2 separate regions of the Homo sapiens genome follow, and region 2 is linked to region 1. A link is a loop called in an ENCODE intact Hi-C map of the cell type or tissue named here. Cell type or tissue: GM12878. All regions are shown on one strand.

Region 1 (4,000 bases):
AGCCCTGCTTATAACTCTCTGCTGCTTCTAGAGGTATGGGAACACAGAGAAGGACTGGCTAGGTATGTTTCACAGAGAAGGTGATGACTGGACTGATTGTTGCAGGATGAGAAGTTGGCCAATCAGAGGAAGATGGGGGCAGAGGATTGGTGAGGATTTTCACCCGTCGAAAGTTTCAAACAGAACTGTAAGTGGAAAGCAGGGAAGCATGACAGGGCATGTGCATTCCAGAGAATGTAAGAAGGGGAGAAGCAGGAGATGAGCTGGGAGAGAGGGCCTGGGCCGGGATGCCTGGTGAGAAGGGAGCTCATTTCTTTAGGCACTAGAGTCCAATGTGCTTTTTTACACCTGAAGTGATGTGATCACAGTCAGCACTTTAGGATTTTTGCAGGAGATTTATTCATGGTTTGGGTGGACTAATACTAGCCAATATGTGAATCACAATAAATTCTCTCTGACCTGGTGATTCTCCATTTGTACCCCCTTCCCAACCAGATCTGTTCTCTGGTCTGCACTGTGCCATCTGCACTGTGCCATAGAGAGGTTAATGCCCCTGATTGCCTCGGGGGACTCCTTTGCCTCCTATCTTCCAGTTGGGTTTAGCCAGTGGTAGGCATCGGCAAGAGATTAAAGGGTGGGAGGAGAAAGAGGTTGGGAATTTCCTCCAGCTCTTTCCCTGCTTCTGTGCCAGGGTCTGCCAGTGGCCGGGTTCCTCTGCAACCGTAGTTCCTGCCAGCAGCCCCTCCTCCATGGCTTCAGCAACATCTCACCCTCTTCCTGTCCTTGCAGATTCAGGGTAGCAATGGTTCCCTGGTGTTGCAAGTCTCTGAGTGCTTCAGCATCTCTCATTGGTTTCCTTAGCTCTGTCCCTATCCCTATAAATTGTTGTCCCTTCATCAAATCCCACTTCCAAGTCCGCGCTGCATGAGCCTTCTTTTTCTTGATCATAACTAGTCATGCTGAGAACTTACCCGATACCAATTACCATTTATTGAGTACCTACTGTGTACTTGGGGCTTCAAATGCATTTTTTTTTCCATTTAATTTTCACCACAGCTCCATGAGTTATGGACCATTTATATCCATTTCAGGAATCCCAAAAACAAGGCAGGCATACATTTAACATAGATGTTAAGTAACTTGCCCAAAATTATATAAGCCTTTTGTCCAGAGTTACACAGTTAGTCAGGAGCAAAGTTAAAATTCACACCCAGGTCTCTGGACTCTAAAACTCATCCTCTTTCTGTTGCTCTGCGGTCACTGAGTCAATTCTTATAAATGCTTAATTTGTCAGACTCTGGAAAACCAGTAACGGTAGCAGTAGTAAAATCTCTAGAGGAAGAGGGGATAGGGTATTCCGTGGAGGCTATAGGTCTTCTTGAGGAATGGTGGATCTTTAAGTAAAAGTTCCAGAACTTTGCCATTCCTGCATTGGTGGAAAACGCAATGGCAGGTGATTCACCAAAATATCCCTTGCTTCACAATGTGCAGTTCCTCTGTGGAGGGGAACTTAGCCCTTACTGAGTTCAGAAAGAAGAAGAAACTCATCCATCCAAGACCCACAGCAGAAAGCATAAGGGTTTATTTATAGAGAAGAATTTTATTATTTTTAAAAATCACTTGTGGGCTTCTGCACCAAAGCGTAGGAAAAAGCATGTGTTGGTTGCCAAGGGTCAAGGGAAACCACCTTGTTTTCTTGACAGCGCTGTGGCTGAAACAGCCCTTCCCAAAAACAATACGTTGGGGGAAGAAAGGCAAAACCAGTGGGAGGCCTGAAAATGCTGTGGTTTGCTTTTTATTTTATTTTTTTCCAGTGTCTTTGGGGCTGAAAAAGGCAGTGGAATGAATTCCACAACTAGTTTAAAATGCAGTGCCTCTTGCACTGGGAGCTCCGGGGGCTGCCCTCACATGACTCATGCCTTCCCCAACTCACCTCAGACCTCTCGTCCAGGCCCATCTGTCAAGGATAATAACAACAACACAGAAGTGATGCTGCCTTCACCTCCACCGTAGACTGCAGCGGCTCTTTCTGTTTCCTAAAACTCTTTCATAGTCTAACAAAAATGGCTGCCTTTCTCCTAAGTGCCAGGCTCCTTACTCTTAGGATTTTATCTCATCTGAACCACAACCTTTTGGAGACATCATTGTTATGCTCATTTGACAGATGAAGGAAGCCAGGCTCAGATGATTAAATACCATGCCCCAAATCACACAGCAAGGAGACAAGCTGAGATGTGAAGTCGGTGGTCTTATGCTTCAGAACAGTTCTGGGAATTCGCATTGTCTTCTCATTTTCCGAGGAGGAAACCAAAGTAGAGAGGTGGAGAGGATACTACAGACCAGGGCTCAGGGTGGCCCAGGCAGTGCTATCTCCAGGCACATGGTTCTGTCTCCTGAGGCTGTGACTCATGACGGTGCCAGACCATCAGCTAGACAAACCGCCACCCACTGGGCCACTCCAGCCAATTGCAAACCTTTGGCTTCAGAACCAAACATGTGTCCACATTGGCTCGGATATATCCACAGCCTTGCCTTGTAATGCCATCGGGCCCTCTGTATATTTTAAAAGCAGATGCCTCAGACCTCCAAAAGGCCAAGGGTTGCTTCTCGAATCTGACCTAAAAGGGCCTAACCTCAAGGACAGATCTGAATTCACCTGACATACAGCCCCAGGAGGAATCACAGAGAAAATGCTCTTACCTGGAACACCTCTACACAGACTGTTGCTGTCCTGCATGCTGCTTGCATTGAACTATGTCATTCACCAGCTGTGTGTCCCCAGACAAGGTACTGAACCTCTCTGAGCCTCACTTTCTTCAGAGGACCAGTTTAAGTTTTCACAGTCAGGAATTCATTCCTTCTAAAAACCTGTGCTAAGGAGACATGGCAAGGTGTTCTGGGCCTACAGAGACATGGGCAGAACTGGGGCAGAAGAGCAAAATGGATACTAAAGCTCTAAACCTGCCCACCAAGGTTCATAGTTTATTTTAAATTGGGGCTGTTTTGTGCCATTGCAAAGGAGGGTGAATATGCTTACAGTTATAAAATTCTGCTCTTCTTTCACAGAATTTCAGAGTAGATGGGTTGGTACAAGCTATCTTGTCTGACCACCTCCACATGGTATAGAGATTAAGGCCAGGAAAGGGAAGCCCTGGCTTGACACCTCACAAGGGCTTGAACCCAGACACAGTGCTCTTTCCAATGAGGGTCACTGCCAATCTAAAGAATTCTCTCATCTGCATATTGGACTAGGAACCTCTAACTCATAGCACTTTTCTGAGGATAATAAGAAAAAAGGGATAGGAAAATGTTTTGTACACAAATGCAGTACATGTCTGACAAGAGGTATTATTAATTTCAAATAGTCATGTGATGCTTCTTCAGTGACGCTGAAGAAGGGACCTGTGGCAGGGCTTCTAGGAGGTATGGCTCAACAAGTGTGCTTTAATTTGTCTTTAGTCAGTATACTGACATTATTTAGAAAGTTTAATCAACGTTGAAGGTAGAGAATATCTGATTTGTTTGTCAAAATGAGTGCCTGCATGTTGAAAGTTATGGTTTACCAAGAGTCCCCAACCTGTATGTCTATAGGAACCTGGAGATTAAAGCCTGAAAGTGAGTGGTAAGAATTAAAATCTACCTCCTTCATTATGTTGATGGCTATTTTTTTTTTTTTTGAGACGGAGTTTTGCTCTTGTTGCCCAGGCTGGAGTGCAGTGGCGCAATCTCGGCTCACTGCAACCTCTGCCTCCTGGGTTCAAGCAATTCTCCTGCCTCAGCTTCCCGAGTAGCTGGGATTATAGGCATGTGCCACCACGCCTGGCTAATTTTGTGTTTTTAGTAGAGACATGGTTTCTCCATGTTGGTCAGGCTGATCTTGAACTCCCAACCTCAGGTGATCCCCCCACTTTGGCCTCCCACAGTGTTGGGATTACAGGTGTGACCCACCGTGCCCAGGCGGCTATTTTTTTTTTTTTTTAACTGCAGGGATGGGCTTCAT
Region 2 (4,000 bases), 150 kb before region 1:
TAACTTGAATTGCATCTCCCAGAATTCCCACATGTTGTGGGAAGGACCCAGGGGGAGGTAACTGAATCATGGGAGCTGGTCTTTCCCATGCTATTCTCATGATAGTGAATAAGTCTCATGGATATGATGGGTTTATCAGGGATTTCTGCTTTTGCTTCTTCCTCATTTTCTCTTGCCACTGCCATATAAGAAGTGCCCTTTACCTCCCACCATGATTCTGAGGCCTCCCCAGCCATGTGGAACTGTAAGTCCAATTAAATGTCTTTTTCTTCCCAGTCTCGGGTATGTCTTTATTAGCAGGGTGAAAACAGACTAATACACTCTACCTCCCAGGTTCAAGTGATTCTTCTGCCTCAGCTTCCCGAGTAGCTGGGATTACAGGTGGCTGCCACCACACCCAGCTAATTTTTGTATTTTTAGTGGAGGCCAGGTTTCACCATGTTGACCAGGATGGTCTCAAACTCCTGATCTCAAGTGATCCACCCGCTTTGGCCTCCCAAAGTGCTGGATTATAAGCATGATCCACCGTGCCTGGCCCAACGTGAAGCTTTTGAGATGGCCAAGTGAAAGAAACAGGAACAGTATGAACAAGAAACCTCAAGCACTGGCAACTTAATTTATCTAATGAGGAATTGTATGTATGTTTGTATGTATTTGTGTTTTGGAGCAATAATTCAGAGCAGAGAAGAAAAGAATATTTCATTGAGGTTATCTGTCCATGTGGGTTTTCAACACTGCTGTGACTATTAATTAGAGTGTGTATAATTAAGCCTACCATTTACAAAGCGCCTGTTCTATCCTGGGTATTGTTGGAATATTATCTTGTTTAATCCTTACAACCACCTTATGTAGTAGGAATTGTCATGCAAATTTCCACACAAGGAATTAAGGCTGAGAGAAATGGTCAGTAGTGGAGTTACAATTTTAATTCAGCTTTTTCTGATTCCAAAGCTACTCCTACTACCACTGAATTTCAAAAGCTCTTGTGATCTCTAACACTCATGTTAGTATTTAGTATGTACAATATTGTGTCCACTCATACATTCAGTCAAGGAGCTGTCATGTGCTAGGAACTACTCTAAAATGGGGGGATTCCAACTTGTAGAAGATGGTCTTTACCAATTATCTAAAAATTTTGAACTTCAGGTATTTTTTTTAACCTGTAAGTGGGAAAACTAATATTTACCTGATACTTTGAGAGGATTACATTAATAAATGTATGAAAAGCACTTTAGAGTGTACTTAGTATATGCAAGGTGCTCGCATAAGTCTTAGAACACTCAAACCAGGCAGTTTGAGGTGAAGAGTTATTGAAAGAGTTACAGGCATAGAGAAAGCAATGAAGGATCTTGCTAGATCTGAAGGCTAGCAACAGAAGGGCACTGTTATCTTCCCCGGGCCTGAAAGGGTGAGGGGAAGGCATGGTCATGGAACCAGGAGGAGGTAGCCTCATAGAGAGGGCTGTAGCCTTTCAAGAGCTGTGGTCTTTGGTAGAGAAATGCAGCTAACCCACAGCAACCTGACAGAAAAGGAGCCAGGAGAGGAAATACCCTAACCTCACTCTCCTTTCAGTTCTGATCTCCTGCTGGTGGCACCCATTGGCCAAAACCAACTGGAGACTGGGGACAAGGGAGCCCCTTGATATCATCTACATGGTCAGCCTCCAGGGGCACAGAGCTGGATAGGGTAGTGCAGAGAGTGGATCTAGTTGGGCAGAAAAAGTATCCAGCTGCATATTCCATAAATATTGAATTCAAATCCCCAATCTGAAATTGCTTGTAGTCAAATAAGAAAGATCAGACTCTTACCTAATGTTCACAATACAGGACAGGGTGGGTGAGTCTATCACAGTAGGCTTGAGTTGGACTAGATGCTACCTCATGTTTGTCACAGCCTGCAGTGTGTCCTCAATGTCTCACAAAGCTCAGACTCTTCAAAGCAGGCCTTGAAGACCCTCTACACTGGGGCTCAGCTCACATGTCCTCCTCTCACCTGATGTAGTGGCCAAATTGGATTGCTCACGGTTCATGGTGTTTTCCTAAGCACAGTTACACCTCTGTGCTTTGACGGAAGTGCTTCCTCCAGCACAGCAGGCCCTGCTCTGCTGCCTTCCCCCAGCCCTTTTAAGCTCTCAGGGCACATACCACCTGCTCAATGAATCCTCCTCTGCTCACTCCCACTCAGATTTTTAGCATGATTTTCCTGTGCTTCTGCAGTATAGGGCTTGCTTATCTGGGTAAGGCATACTTCATTCAACAAACATTTCATTCAGCAAACATTTACTGAATGTCTATAGAGTTCCTGGCACTGTGCAAAAAGGGACTACAAAGGGAATGAAGCCTGGTTCTTTCTCTTAAGAAGCTCTTATTCTTCCTGGAATTAGCATTCTCCTTCTACTTAACCATCTCCCCACTAGACTATGGGTGTGCTGAGGACAGGGAATCAGCTTAATTATCTTTGTGCTCTCAGTGCTTAGCAACCATGTGGCACAGAAGTCTTTCAGGAAATGTGAAGCTATAGAAGAAAAAAGAGAGAAAGAGGAAGAAAGGATAGAAGAAGTTAGTTAATTTATTCCACAGCTGTTTGCGAAGTGCCTAAAATATGCCAGGTCCTAATGAGCAATGAATAGTACACAGGCTACCCACATACGGGTGTGTGTGTGTGGGGGGGTGGCGGTGCACATGAAGACTCAGAACTTAGTGGTGAGTGTCTATGAAGCTCTGAGAACAAATCAGAGGATGCCCCTCTTGACTAGCTTTCTGAACTGAAGCTTTCCGAATCCACAGGAAAGAAGAGAGGGACCTAACTGGATGCCCAACTGAGCTACTGAGTGGTGGTTAAAGGGACTCTTCAAATAATTTCAGAAAGCAGGTGATTTTTGCAATTGCAGGCTTATAGGCATATGGTATTTGGATGATATAATTTCTTTAATTGAAAGTGTTATCTTAACCAGGGAGTTTTGCAAAACCCCAAAACAAAGACATCTGTTGCTGTTTTTGTTCTTTTCCCCAGCAAACAATCTGGTGGTGAAAAATAGGAATGACTAAATGGAACACCAGGGAAAATCATGGATTTGAAAAACAAACCCCTACATCTTTAAGAGGGGGGCAACTAATCATGGCACAAAACAGGCACTTCTGAATAGAGTTTTCTGTGAAATCTTGGGTCATTATAACTCTACTTATTTTCATATCAATAATTATTAATACAGAACCAATGAGATGAGCTTATGGCAAGTTTAGTGCACTTCTCTGTTGTCCATGGACCTTAGCTATTAGCTCTGTATGCTGGTGGTTTGGCTAAATCTTTACACCAGATCCTTTAATCCATCTGCCTCCTGGACATCTTCTCTTGATGGCCCAAAGGTACCTCAAACTCAGCTGCTCAAAATTAATCTCATCAGTCTACCGGAACCTGCTTCTTCTGAATTCTCCATTTTGGGGAATGTCCTGCCAAGTCAGAAACCTCTCAGGACCTTCTCTCTCCTGCAAACCTTGCAGAAGCTGAAATCAAAATCTGTTGTCTCTCTGTTGGAAAGATTCTGCACTCTGCTGCCTCTTCTTCACCCCCACTACTTCTGTCTCCCACTCTCTGGTTACTGCAATGATTCTGCCTCTCTCTATGCCTTTATTCAACCTTGACCATGACCTATAGGGAAATGGCAGGAAGCAGAATTCACCTCACATGATTCAAATGAAGAAACATTAATGAAGGAACTGCTTAGAGGGGTGGAGAAGGGTTAATGGAATAAACAAGGGATATTGAGGCACCTAGAGACTAGCAACAGTTGGAAGCTGTTATCTCTACAACCAAAGGGACAAGGGAGAGAAACAGATATTGAAGCCCAGTGAGAACTGGAACTGTGGAGGAAGGGCTGCCCAGTGGGGCATAGCCAGAGAGGCCGTGTGGCAATAGGGAGAGAGCAGGAGAGAAATCACACAATGCACTGTCTACCCACTTTCCCCCTGTTGGTACTTCCCATTGTTTGGACCCGGAGCCT

Evidence for each region. Hi-C counts contacts between places; a loop is a spot of excess contacts. Peaks named below come from ENCODE experiments on the same cell type or tissue, not always from the same donor. Only the 100,000 strongest peaks of a DNase experiment are listed, where the experiment ranks them.
Region 2: it touches region 1 in a loop (2.4-fold over the local background); 2 of 110 quality-filtered maps call a loop at or near these places.

What each region holds. Positions count from the first base shown.
Region 1 is chr1:59,006,379-59,010,378 of GRCh38, forward strand. No RefSeq gene overlaps it. Among named protein-coding and RNA genes, the nearest start is that of LINC01358, 12 kb to the right of the region's middle. RefSeq lists enhancers at 1,450-1,559, 1,830-1,879, 1,900-1,949, 1,990-2,059. In GM12878, no CTCF peak of the experiment used is centred here; a DNase peak (open chromatin) is centred at 1,664; H3K4me3 peaks cover 463 bases; H3K27ac peaks cover 346 bases.
Region 2 is chr1:58,856,362-58,860,361 of GRCh38, forward strand. All of the region lies in intron 1 of JUN-DT (JUN divergent transcript), which reads left to right. Among named protein-coding and RNA genes, the nearest start is that of LINC02777, 46 kb to the right of the region's middle. RefSeq lists an enhancer at 1,679-1,808. In GM12878, no CTCF peak of the experiment used is centred here; DNase peaks (open chromatin) are centred at 1,540 and 2,100; H3K27ac peaks cover 584 bases.